Linked DNA regions of Mus musculus: region 2 is linked to region 1. Evidence: chromatin loops called from intact Hi-C (ENCODE). Cell type or tissue: left cerebral cortex. All regions are shown on one strand. Links, peaks and the distances in the headings refer to the core of each region. The heading gives the core; the rest is flanking DNA.

The links. A loop is a pair of places that touch in the nucleus more often than their neighbours do. Peaks named below come from ENCODE experiments on the same cell type or tissue, not always from the same donor. Only the 100,000 strongest peaks of a DNase experiment are listed, where the experiment ranks them.
Region 2: a loop joins it to region 1, with 17 times the contacts of the local background. A loop is called at or near these places in 2 of 42 quality-filtered maps.

The regions. Positions count from the first base shown.
Region 1 is chr2:92,528,901-92,535,208 of GRCm38, forward strand. It overlaps Gm13817 (a long non-coding RNA gene), which reads right to left. Exons shown (of 4, transcript XR_374783.4): 2 at 3,315-3,416; 3 at 1,414-1,543; 4 at 1-960. Among named protein-coding and RNA genes, the nearest start is that of Gm13817, 9.0 kb to the right of the region's middle. In left cerebral cortex, for the core only: a CTCF peak has its summit at 2,768; DNase peaks (open chromatin) are centred at 648, 1,268 and 2,054; H3K4me3 peaks cover 794 bases; H3K27ac peaks cover 2,076 bases.
Region 2 is chr2:92,668,951-92,675,258 of GRCm38, forward strand. No RefSeq gene overlaps it. Among named protein-coding and RNA genes, the nearest start is that of Gm13816, 70 kb to the right of the region's middle. In left cerebral cortex, for the core only: no CTCF peak of the experiment used is centred there; DNase peaks (open chromatin) are centred at 1,658, 2,851, 3,382 and 4,303; H3K27ac peaks cover 4,670 bases.

The DNA of each region.
Region 1 (6,308 bases), core at 390-5,389:
CTCTTCTTCTCCAGCATCCACTTCAACAAATCCCTCAGACTCACTCAAAACATCTGACTTGACCTTTTTCTCTAGGGATGCTAGGGAGCATCTTTTAAATCTTATCCCAAAGAGTGTTACCTACATAGTCGATCAATCAGTCACCGTCTCCTGGAGTTGTGCAGTTCCTGCTTCTCTCCAGCCTCACCCGGGGCTACCTTTCTCCGGCCGCCTACCTGCCTCTTACCTCTACAACTGCGGCTGAGAGCCAGGATCACAGAACCTGGGGAAGGTGCTTCCAGAGGCGACTGTGGAATGGGGCTGCCCTTCCACTCGCAGGCAGGGAAGTCTGGGTAGAGGGGAGGGGTCTTTTCGAAGCAGGTGGGACAGGCCGGTGCTCTACCTGTCCCTACTTTGTGTTCCAAGAAGCATAAAGTCTGGCGTTTGGGGGTGGCATGAGGAAATGGGTGGACGGTCGGTGCTAATGAGGCGTGTGTTTCAGCTGTTCGCAGTTGTTCCGCACAGAGGAAGCAGGAGGCCGGAAGCCTCTGGGCGGCGGCGAAGCTGGGAAAGCTTTAAGCTGGGAATCTGCGTCTCTCCAGCCACCAGCTTTGGAGGGGACAGCAGCGGCTCCCACTGGCTTCAGCTCTGCATTCTGGTTGGTTGTCTCTGCCCATCGGCAGCCAGCTCCAGGCCTGGTCCCACCCCATCTGCCGCACTATCACCCGGGATTGGCTGAACTCGGCAAGGCTAGGCTGCCTTGCCTCTCGCCATCAGATTCTTCATTAAACAAATGAATCACAATCCTAATTAATTTGAGCAACAGAATTTATGTAACTACTCCCAGCAGGATGTCTGCTCTCAGTCGGTAGCGAGATGAATTCCTCTCTCTGGGAAATTTCAGCCGCGCTGGTCAATAAAACCTTAATGATGACAGAAATTTCCCATCTGTCTCTGCTCTGAGCAGGTAACCCCTGCTACCTAGACAAGGGAGAGGACAAGGACGGTGAGAGACTGTCAGCCTGGATGAGCCCTGACCCACCTAGAACACACACTAGGCACCAACCAGCGAGAAGACTGCCAAGCCAGGCTTGTCCTGAATTACCTATACCCCGAAGGGGGTGTTTAACTTCTATTTGTAGAATGAATAAAAAAGTATGTGTTGCTCGTTGAGTTAGAAAATGGCCCTAAGGACCAGAGATATGACTCAGCGAGTTGCTTGCTCATCCCGCAAGTTTCACATCCTGAGTTGGATGTCCGGAACCCACATGGTAGGAGGAACGAATAAACTCCTTCCAGGTTTATTCTGACTTCTGCCCATGCAGTTATGGCATACACGCTGTCTCCCGCCCCCAGTAACTTTAAAATTTAAATGGCCTTAAGATCCAGAATTGCAAACACTCCTGGGCTTCCCCCTCCCTTTCCACTCCACACCTAATTTTGCCTTTTTAGTCTTCTGAGTCTTCTGGCTTACAGATTGGTCCTTGTGATGTCACCCTCCTGTCCTTGAACTAGCCATCCCTCACTTGAAACAGGCCTTTTGCTGTCTGCACCAGGAGGGTTTCTAAGTGAAAATGGTTTGGAATTAGTTTTCATTCCGACTCCCTCTATTCATCTGATCTCAACCTTCACCTCCTATGCAAAATACACAAACTTTTTTTGGCAGACAAAGCATTGTGAAAATGTGTCAGGGGGTGCCTGATTCATTTAATTATCACCGGGTGGAGTTTTAGGCAACAGTGCACAAGACAACTGGTTTCTAGGTTACAATCATCAGGCAGGCATAGAGTCCTTTTAGTGAGATTACAGGGATGGAGGGGCTTGGTGAGGACCCCAGGCTGGTTCTCAGCAGAGGGCTGCTACAGAAAGAGCAAGCCAGGCCCCACCCTGCTCTCTGCTTTCCATTACTTTCTCAGGAGAGTTGCTGCCGCTGTGACCCCTGCCACCACACCGTCTCCAGAGGGTGGCCCCAGAGTGCTGCCCACTCAAGTGTGATCTTTGAGCCTCCAAAGCTGTGAGCCAAACAAGCCTTTTCCTATGAAGCTGCTTTCTTTAGGCATTGCACTGTGGTAGCCATAGTAACCAGCAACGGAGGCATACAAACCTCTCAGGGCCATGCTCATTGTAGTGCAAGAAAAGATTCGGTAGAGCAGTGGAGGAGTGGGGAGGAGATTTGATGGTACATTTTAAAGCAAGGTAGCATTTTAGACACATGAATTTTCTCTATATATGTATGTATGCATATATACATAAAATTAAAAAGAAAGCCATACATTTTTATATTCTATTTTTGTTTAATGTGTGTGCTCCTGTCATGGTGCCTGAGAGGAGGGCAGGACAACCTGCAGGAGCTCATTCTCTGCTTCCACCTGATGTGTGCACGACATCAAACAAACTCAGAATATGAGGTGTAGTGGCCTTTACACACTGAGCCAGTTGACTGGCCCATAATATAGTGTGTGTGACTGTGTCTGTGTCTGTGTCTGTATGTGTATGTGTGTGTATATGTGTATATATGTTTTTCTGTATGTGTGTGTGTGTATGAGTGTATATGTGTATGTATGTGTGTGTATGTATGTGTGTGTGTATGTGTGTGTATGTGTACATACATGTGTGTGTATGTATGAGAGTGTGTGTGTGTGAGTGTGTGTTATGAGTGTATGTGTATATGTGTATGTATGTGTGTGTATGTATGTGTGTGTGTATGTGTACATGTGTGTGTATAGGTTGTGTGTACTAGCTGGAGTGGCTGCCTATACCTAGAAACACTACTTTGGACCCCTAGTGGCCACACTGAGCTGGGACTAAGATGATTCTCTCATTCTTGTCCCCATTACAACCACTTTAGTCTCATCTCCAGCCCTGCAGCATCCTTTTGCAGGGGCCAGTCTTCCCATCCTACCTCCACTCACAGAGGATTCTGCCAAACCTTGGAGTAGAACCCGCTTTTCTCCTTCCAGTGAAGCTTCTCAGCATCCCTCAGCATCCCCTCACCCATCCCCAGTCCTTCATGTCAGCCCCCAGGACCTGGAGACACTTTCTACCTGGGAACCTGGCATCTGGCAGTGACTCAAGTAGGAGACTCACACACTCCTTCCTGTCCACCAGAACAAGCTCTTCATTCTCACCCTCAGCCTAGGGACAGGTTGCTTATGAATGACCCTCTTCCCACTTTAACTTCATTCACTTCATTCACTGGAGACTCCTCCCACTCTTGCTTCAGACTCAGGGATGAGCCAGCGCCAACATGCCTGTCTCTCCAGATAACTCTTTGCTTTACTGTAACCTATTGGTAGGATCCTCTCTTCTCACCACAGCTCCAACTCACAGTGTACCTTCGCTCCAGATGTGGACAGGATCCCCTTAGCTCTTCGGGAAGTTCTCTCCTAGGCCACCTCAATTCCTCTCTGCCATCCTCCAAGCTGCATAAGTGTTTCCTGTCAGGCAACCCACAGCCATCACAATCTCCTAAGACCCAACGAGGCGCCAGTGGTAAACAAAGAATAGGATACCCACTCAACAAAGACAAGACCAGGTGTCAGCACCTAGAATCACCTCAATTATCCCTAGTCCAGATGCCTAGACACCGGTGCAATGACGCAAATGTGAACAGGACAGTATCCCTCCACCAGCACCCAGCAACAATACTACAGTAGGCCCTGAGAAATGCAATATAACTGAAGCACAAGACAAGGGCTTCAAAATAGCTATTATGTATATGTTCAAGGACCTAAGAAAAAATAAGAATGAACCCCTTAAGTCTGTGAAAACAAGACAGTTAGATGAAATGGTGAAATAATGAAAACAATGACATGAAAATTTGATTAGACTAAGAAATAGAATCACTAAGAAAAACTAAGACTGAAATAAAAAAATATTTAGGAAGTAAAACGAAACCATCAGCAGTGACCCTCACCAACAAGACATGGAAGACATGGAAGACATGGAAGACATGGAAGACATGGAAGACATGGAAGACATGGAAGAGACACTCCCAGGTGTTGAAGACAAGATAGAAGAAATGGTAGAGGGAATGTTAAAAAAAATTGTAGGCACAAAACATCCAGGAAATCTGGGCCAATATAAGAAGACAAAGTCTACGAATAATAGAAATAAAGGAGAAGAAACTCAGATCAAAGGCATAGAAAACATTTTCAACAAAATCATAGAAGAAAATTCCTCAACCTAGAGAAGGAGGAGCCTATCATGGTTCAAGAAACTCACAGAACACCAAACAAGATCAGAAAAGAAATTCCTCATGACAGACATACAATAATCAAGATACTAAATGTACAGAAAAGGAAAGAATATTTTTAAAGCTGCAAGGGAAAAAGACAAAGTAATATGTAAAGGCAGACCTATTAGAATAACACCGGACTTCTCAATGGAGACTCCAAAGTCCAGAAAGGCCTGAACAGATTTTCAACAGACTCTAGACGATGTATGTATGCCAGCCTGAAATTTATAACCAGAATAACTATAACTGTAGATCACAATAGATGGAGAAAGAGAAACATTTCATGATAAAAACTAAGTTAAGCACTATTTACCCACAAATCCATCTCTACAGAAGATGATAGAATAAAAACTTGATTCTGAAAAGATTAACTACCTGCAAGAAAACACAAGGGATAAGTAACCTCATACCAGCGAACTGGAAGAGCAGGGTGGGGGACCCACTCCGCAACAAGTGATGGGGACCAATAGACACACTCACTGATGTCAGTGGTCCCAGCTCCACAAAGAAGAGATACTAACCAAATAAAAAGATACACACTAACAGTGAAAAAAAAATCCATCTTTTTCCTGCATCAAGAAACACACTTGAAGGTCCAGGATAGACATCACCTCTGGATAAAAGAATGGAAAACAATATTCCAAGCAAATGGACCCAGAAAGCAAACTAGTGCAACCATTGTAAAATCTGACAAAATAGATTTCAAGCCAAAACTAATCAGAAGAGATAGGGAAGGACATACTCATCAAAGAGAATAGCCACCAGTAGGATATTGCAATTCTAAACATTTACCCACGAAATATTAGGGCATCCAGGTTCATAAAAGAAACACCACCCCAGCTAAAATCATATATTAACCCTCACACAGTGATAAATGGGCGACTTCCCTAGTCTTGCCAATATACAGGTCATCCAAACAAAAACTAAACATAGCTGTAACCATTTGGACTTTTCTATGTCTGCCCCAGCTCCCGAACAATAACACCAAGGCTTATTTATGAATTAATATCCTGGGCTTATTCTCCAATTAGCTTGTAACTCTATCAAGTTTATAGTAATCTGAGTTCTGTCACATAGCTGGAAACCTCTCCTCAGTTTCATAACTAAGTCTGACTTCCTCTGAGTCTGGGTAGTGCATCCCCCATGCCTGACTCTTTCCCAAAGTTCCCCTCTCTCTGTCAGATATCCCGCCTAGTTTCTCCTGCCTTGCTATAGCAATTCAGCTCTTTACTGAGTACAGTGCACAAGAGATTATCCCTACACATAGAAATGTTGGAGTCAAATGTCTCACATCAAATGGACATAGCATATATTTACAAAACATCTCACCCAAACACAAAAGACTATAGCTTTTAAGAAGCCCATGGCTTGTTTTCTCAAACCAACCACATACTTGGACATAAAGCTAGACTCAACAGATACAAGAAAATCAAAATAACCTGCATCCTATCTGATTAAAATAGGATATCAACAACAGAATACTTTCAAACTAATGTATTCACTACTTAAAATTCACTACATGAAAATGGGTCAAGACTGAAATTAAGGCTACTGAAAAACTTTTTAGAGCTGAATGCAAATGGAAACACAACATTCCCAAACCCATGGGACATAGTAAAGGAGATGGTGAGAGGAAAGTTCATAGCACTAAATGCCGACTTTAAAAATTGGAGTCCTGAGTTCAATTCCCAGCAACCACCTGTAATGGTGGCTCACAACCACCCATCGTAATGAGATCTGATGCCCTCATCTGGGGTGTCTGAAGACAGCTACAGTGTACTTATCTATAATAATAAATCTTTTAAAAAATTGGAGGGATCTCATATTAGCAATTCAACAGCACACCAAAAAGCTCTAGAACAACAACAAAAATAACATCTGAAAGGAGTAGATTGTAAGAAACAAAACAGTAACAAAAATATAAAGAATCAGTGAAATGGAGTTGGTTCTTTGAGAAAATAAGGTTGATAAACCCTTAGCCAAATTAAAAGACAGAATATGCAAATTAATACAATTAGAGATGAAATGGAGGGTGTCACAGCAGACAAGAACCTAGGGAATCATGAGGCCATGCTTTGAAGCTCTGTATTTC
Region 2 (6,308 bases), core at 915-5,914, 140 kb after region 1:
TGAAGGGCTTGCCCTTTCAATAGTACGGTCTCCAATCTCTCTCCCCCCCTATTAATTAAGTTAAATACGGCAACGCTTAACTGAGGTGATCAAATGATTTTCTCATCCATAGATGAGTGGGCTTTTAACCTTGGCTTGGGTGGACATTGACCCGATTCCTCCCGTGGGTACTGTTAAGACCCACACCTGTGGCTCTCAGTATCTTTTGGGGAGGGGAGGCAGAGCCGAAAATATTTTTGGTTTTTAGCCAAAATTTGATACCAACCTCTTTCAAACCGGGTTTATCTCACAGGAAACTCAGAAATGGTCAAGCTGGACCTTCCCCTGCAGTAGCTCTCTGCACCAAGCGATACCCATACTGAATTTGTACGATCACAAACCAGTATGTACAGTTCTGAGTGCTGTGCAGCTCCTAAAGGAGAATTATCAACCTCAGATTTAGCAAGGCCTCAGCAATAATTATGTCATTAGTAACACCACGATTTGTGGCTAAAATAGGAGCTGGAAGTCGTTCCTCTTCATCCCTGTTTTTTTCACAGCCTAAGGAGCTAAGGACACATTGCAGTAACAGCAAGGGTGAAAAGCCAGAGGTCAGCTAAGGGACCAAGCCTGTCTATCAAAATAAAAACCAATCTTTATTAATATAGAAATAGCTACTTTTCTAGCCCTCTTGGTAAACCTAATTTTTAGCTCAGACTGAAAGCCACGTGCTGGAAATGTCCTGAGAATGGAGATAACAGCTGCCACCTGTGTGCTCTAGGGGGGCGGGGATGCACATCTGCTGGTCCGGCTCGAGAATGTTGATTTACCTGCTTGAAAGACAAAATCTCGACAGTGAGAAAGTAGGAAAGCAGAACTTCTTTTGGGGAAGTCCAGGTACTTTATTCAAATGCAAATTGTAAAGCTGAGGCTAGTCTTCGGCCTCCTGTCGGGAGGTTTCAGGCTGGGGGAGGGGAGACTACAGTGACCCAAATAGTGGAAGGAGAGAATCACAAGTCGCCCTCTGACCGCCAAACACACACACACACACACACACACACACACACACACACACACACACACACACACAGAGAGAGAGAGAGAGAGAGAGAGAGAGAGAGAGAGAGAGAGAGAGAGAGGCATGAAATACATATATAACTATACTTAAGGGGAAAAGTTAGGACAGCATAATAGCTGCCAGCATGAGCAAGGGCCATAGACATGGAGAGAATATAGCTATGGAATTTTAGCCCTTGACCTTGGGGTGGTTAGTTGCGTACCAGCTTCAGAGTTAGCAGCCTTAGCCACTAGCGTGCACTAATATCAGTCCTTCCCTCCTTGGGCTTCAGGGAGGAGAAGCATGTGATTGTGCCTGTCACAGAGTCCCTGCTCCGGGGAGGTCAGCCATTATGAGGGCATACTGGTAATTTGACTGTAGAGTGATCAGTGGTGGCATAGGGGTGTGGCTCAGTGGGTGGTGTGCTTGTTTAGCATGGACTTGATCCTCACCACCACATACAAACTGGCTGTAAAGGCCAGTCTGTCCTGCACACTCCTGCACTCTGGAGGTGGGGGTAGGAAAAACAGAAGCCTAAGCTCCTCCTGTTATGTAATAAACTCGAAGCCAACTTGGACCTTGAGAGATCCTATCTCAAAATAAATGAATGAATAAATGAATACGGATTAGATGAGGGAGAATCAAAACAGAATCCAGGCTGGAAACAATGCCAGAGACATAACCTATAAAGCCTGCTTCCTGGTCACCGACTACCTTTAGCTAGGTTCTCACCTCCTAAAAGCTCCACAAGTCCCCCCAAACAGCACCACTAGCCAGCATGTTCAAATGCAGGTGTTCGTCAGGGACATTTTGCATTTAAATCTCCCAGTGTCAGGAAAGCATGGGAAAGGCTATTTGCTTGTTTGCCTTGGGAAAGGCACTTTTCCTTCCTCTCTTTTCTAGTCTGTTATACCCGGACCATTCGTTCCAAGGGGGCAGAGCCTGTCTCAGAAGCCCTGGGCAGCAGCAGGGAGTTGGCAGGAGAGCAAGCGATCCCTTTCTCCTGCTTTATCCCTTTATGGTTTAAATGTCTCACCTCCAAAGTTCAGGTATTGATACTTAATAGCCAACATGACAGTCTTCTCAATTAGCTGGGATTGAAGGGTTGGCAAAAGTTTGAGGCCAGCCTGGGCTATATAGTAAGGAGTCTTCCTCCTAGAAGAGGCTCCATGAGGCACAGGGTTCTCTTTCTCTTCTGCATTTCTCATGATAGCACAAGATGGTAACCCCACTCCAATGATGAAGCCTCAAACACCATCTTGTAAGAGGAGTGCAGGTGTCACCAGACAAGCCTGCTTGATTTTAGACTTTCCAGCCTCTCGAAGGTCTGGGGATGAAGGTCAAAGCATGGCACCAGATGACACAACTTTTGGTGGCAGGTTATGAAGCACAGCTCCTGACTCTTTGTAAAGGGCTCTTTACCATTATCTCCACTTTATCATCTCCCCCCAACTGGCCTTACAATTATAGATGCCCCCGTGAGAGTTGATTGCCATCTTGTAGATCACATTACCAAGTGGGTTTTGGAGTCCAGAATAGGACAGACATTGCCCATCCCAATATCCTGCATCTAGCAAGTGGAGGGTATAGGTAAGACCATGGTACTGGTCAGTTTGGTTCCTCCCTGCCGTAGGTCTCTGTGCAACCAATTCAGGAGCTAGCTTGTCACAGCCTGGAGGTTATTTCCATAGACAACTGTTCTTGGCCTAAACACCTTCCAAAAAAATCCTGGCCAGCGAAGCAGACAGACATCTGTCACTGGCATAGCAATGAGGTTACAGAACTGAAACGAAAAGCTCTGGTATCCACTTTAAACAGCTCAGAAGACTGGGCAGGAAAAGCAACCGCTTTCAATGGCTTGCAGAACAGAGCAGGAGAAACATTTCAGCACCCAGGACAGCTCCACAAGGCCGTAGCTCCTCCACAGAACAGCTAGGTGATCCCTAGCACATTTGGAAAGACATCTGAGCTTACTTAATTAACCTCCAAGGGTTGGGGTAGACAGCCACAGGTTGACTGACAAGAACCCAAGTGTTTTCAGAAGCAAGTTGTGATTTGATTTTTTAAAAATTTATTTCCACTTTTAAGGTAGGGTCTCATGTGGTTCAGGCTGGCCCCAAATTTGCTATAAGGCTAAGAATGATGTTGAACGTCTGATCATCCTGTTGTCACCGCTGGAGTGTTGGGATTACAGGTGTGCACTACCACACCCAGTTTCTGTGATTCTGGAGACCGAACTCAGGACTCTCTGCAGGCTAGGCAAGCACTCTACCAACTGAGCTCCACCACCACCCCCATGTTCCCAAAGCAATTTAAGATGAAGGAGGTGCCTAGCAGCACCAGAAGGAATGAGCCAGTTATTTTAGAATGTGTTTAAATGTTGGTACGCCTCTTCTATCCACAGTAAGAAAAGAAGAGGGAGGGAACAGGAGGAGGCAGGATGGAGCAAAATGGGCAGAAAAGAGAAGGACTCTGGAGAAAGGGTGTGAAGGGGCAGATGAAGGCTAAAGAAAAGGAAGCAGGGTGAGGGGCTGGGATAAGGGAAGTTCCTCAGCTACTGTGAAACTTCCACCGGGCTCTCTCACAGGGAAGGATGAGTAGGTTAACTGCTTCTCAAGTGCTTTGAGCACCGTGAGCTCCTGAAGCTACACTCAGATTAGACCCACTAGAATAGTCTGTTAGAAAAAAATCCACCCCTGCAACCATCAGAACAGATTTTAGGGAGGCCAAAATGGGTTTAGCCAGAGTCTGTGGTTCTTCATTTCTGATCCTGACAAGCAGATCCATAGAGGACAGATGTCCTCTGGCCACTTGTTGTAGACATAATGTAAAGAGTGCCCTGCTGGGCCAGTCAGTGCTGCACAGACCAGGTTTAGCATCTCCGTGTGCCAGCAGAGAACCTGGGCAGGTCCCATCACCGAGGCCCCAGTCTATCAATGTGAAGGGCTCAGTGGCACTCAGCGGGCTCTAGTTAAAAAGGTAGGAAGGTGTGAAACACCCCCACAAACAATTTCATCAAGATAATTAAAGTTTAAAAGCTTAAAGGCATTAAGCTTCTGAATCAGGGGAGAGCTGATTCATGTGTGATACCTCATGGCCCACAGGAGCCGGACAGTAAGGCGTGTGCGATCAGCCAAAAGGCTGATGCTATTACAGTGAATTATAATGAATTAATCTGAGCCGTAAAACATAATAATGTTGCAATGTTGTATGAAAAGGAATTCATATTCGGAGTTCTGTCACAGACAGGCATGGTGCCAAGGCTTTACAAGCTCTGATAGACTGGATTTCTGCCCAGCAGATAGCTGCTTCCCTCTCCCCTGAGCCCACGCCTTCACCCTTGCCCCATTGCAGGATCCAAGTCGAGTGACTTGGCTTGGCCAACCGAAAGTAGGTGAGATTGATATTGGCCAAGTGTGGAGCCCAAACCTGGAGAGGCTGTATGGATTAATACAGCGACCTCATCATGAGGTGGTCAGCCCCTTTGTGGATCCCCACATGAGTACAGAGTCTGTATCCTGAAGTAGAGATGCCTGGAAGAAGCTGGCATAGATCACAAGATACTTGTAAGACCTCTGCATTCAAAGATAAGTGTTTGGGAGCTAGAGACATGGCTCAGTCAGAAAAGAGGTAGTTGGCCAGATTAGTGGGAAAGGTGAGTTTGCAGTTCAGTGAAAGACCCTATCTCTCAAGGCCATAAGATAGAGAGGTATAGAGGAAGGCACCCATCATCCTACTGTAAGCACCATATGTTCATGTGCATGCAATAAATACATACACCATACATACATGTATACACTCAGAAAATAAGTACTTATTGTTGGCAGCCACTGGGCAAAAACTCAAAGGGTCTTTTATTTTCCACAGAAACTACTAAATACAACACACACTGTCTGATCTTACCCCCTCCCCCAGTGCATTCTGTGAAGAGTCCCACACATCTCCACGTGTGTGGGTCTCAAGGCCACAGAGTGGGGAGGGCAAGTGGTTGGTCCCATGCAGAGCTGGAGGAACTGCCTGGGCTCTGTGGGGCAGGTAAGGTCACATGTGTGGTGGCATCAGGCTGAGGAGCCAGCCCTCCTTGTTACCTCTCTGGTCCTTCCACTGGCTCAGGCTGGGGTAGGGGTGGAATGCAGGGAGAGCTATGAAGCTCCTTTCAAAGAGCCAGCAGGAGCTCCCCACCCCGCGGTTACTGGAAAAGGTCACCCTTGGCGATTCAGCCCACAGAACAATGACATTTCAAGGATCAAAGAAAAGGTTAAAATATTCCTATAAATCTATTCTTGGGACTTTTAAGTATTTCCAATGTAAAGGGAAAATGTCATTTCTTTTTCCCCTTACAGTGGTGGAGGGTGGGTTGCTGGGAATGGAAGTGGATGGGTTTGTCAGCAAAGGATGGAAGGAAGGGAGGAAGGCTTCACTCCAGGACTTTCCACGTGGAAATGAAGGTGCGGTTAACCTCAAACCTCATTTGTGTTTGGAAATTGAATCTCCAATGGCCCCTGGAAAAGCTTTCCCAGGGGAGAGGTGGGCACTGTAAACTCTAGAGCTGTTCCCTTTCTGAGAATGGCTGATGGGCCAGTGCTCTGGAGACCTCAATGGTGGCAGGACTGGCAGGGATGGGGTGAGGTGGGCAGGGGCAGAGAAGCCCAAATGGCCTGGCAGACCAACCCCTCTGGATTTCAGGTCCTTAAAGGAACTGAAGATTGATTGATTGATTGATTGATTGATTGATTGATTTATAGGGTCTTGTATAGCTCCTGTTGGTTTCAACTAACTGCCCCAGAGGATGACCTTGAACAGCTGACCTTCCTGCTACCACCTCCGCAGTACTTTATCACATGCATGTTCTAACACCACACTCAAGTACTGCTGCGGGTTGGACCTGAGGCTTTGCGCATGCTAGAGAAGCACTTTATCAATAATTGAGTTGCAGCCACAGGTTGAGCTTCTGGTCCTTAGAACTAACTGCCCATGCATTTCTGGGATGAGTTCCAGGCTCCTTCACCCTAGGGCAGCCCATACTGAAGTCCCATCTTCTCCCATATTCCATGTTTGAAGGTGTGATATCGCCTTAAGTTGTATCCTATCTGCCAGGTATTGTAAGTGACTCTTACCCTTCCTGGGACAGTTGGTAAGCTATTTGTGGGGACAAGTATTAAAAGGGACAGGGACATATTGTGGGTGCATGCATAGCATATTTGGGGGTCAGGTGCTAAAAGCAGAGCGGAGAAAGTTTTTGGAAAAGGTTTCCTAGTAGTTTATTTAAGCT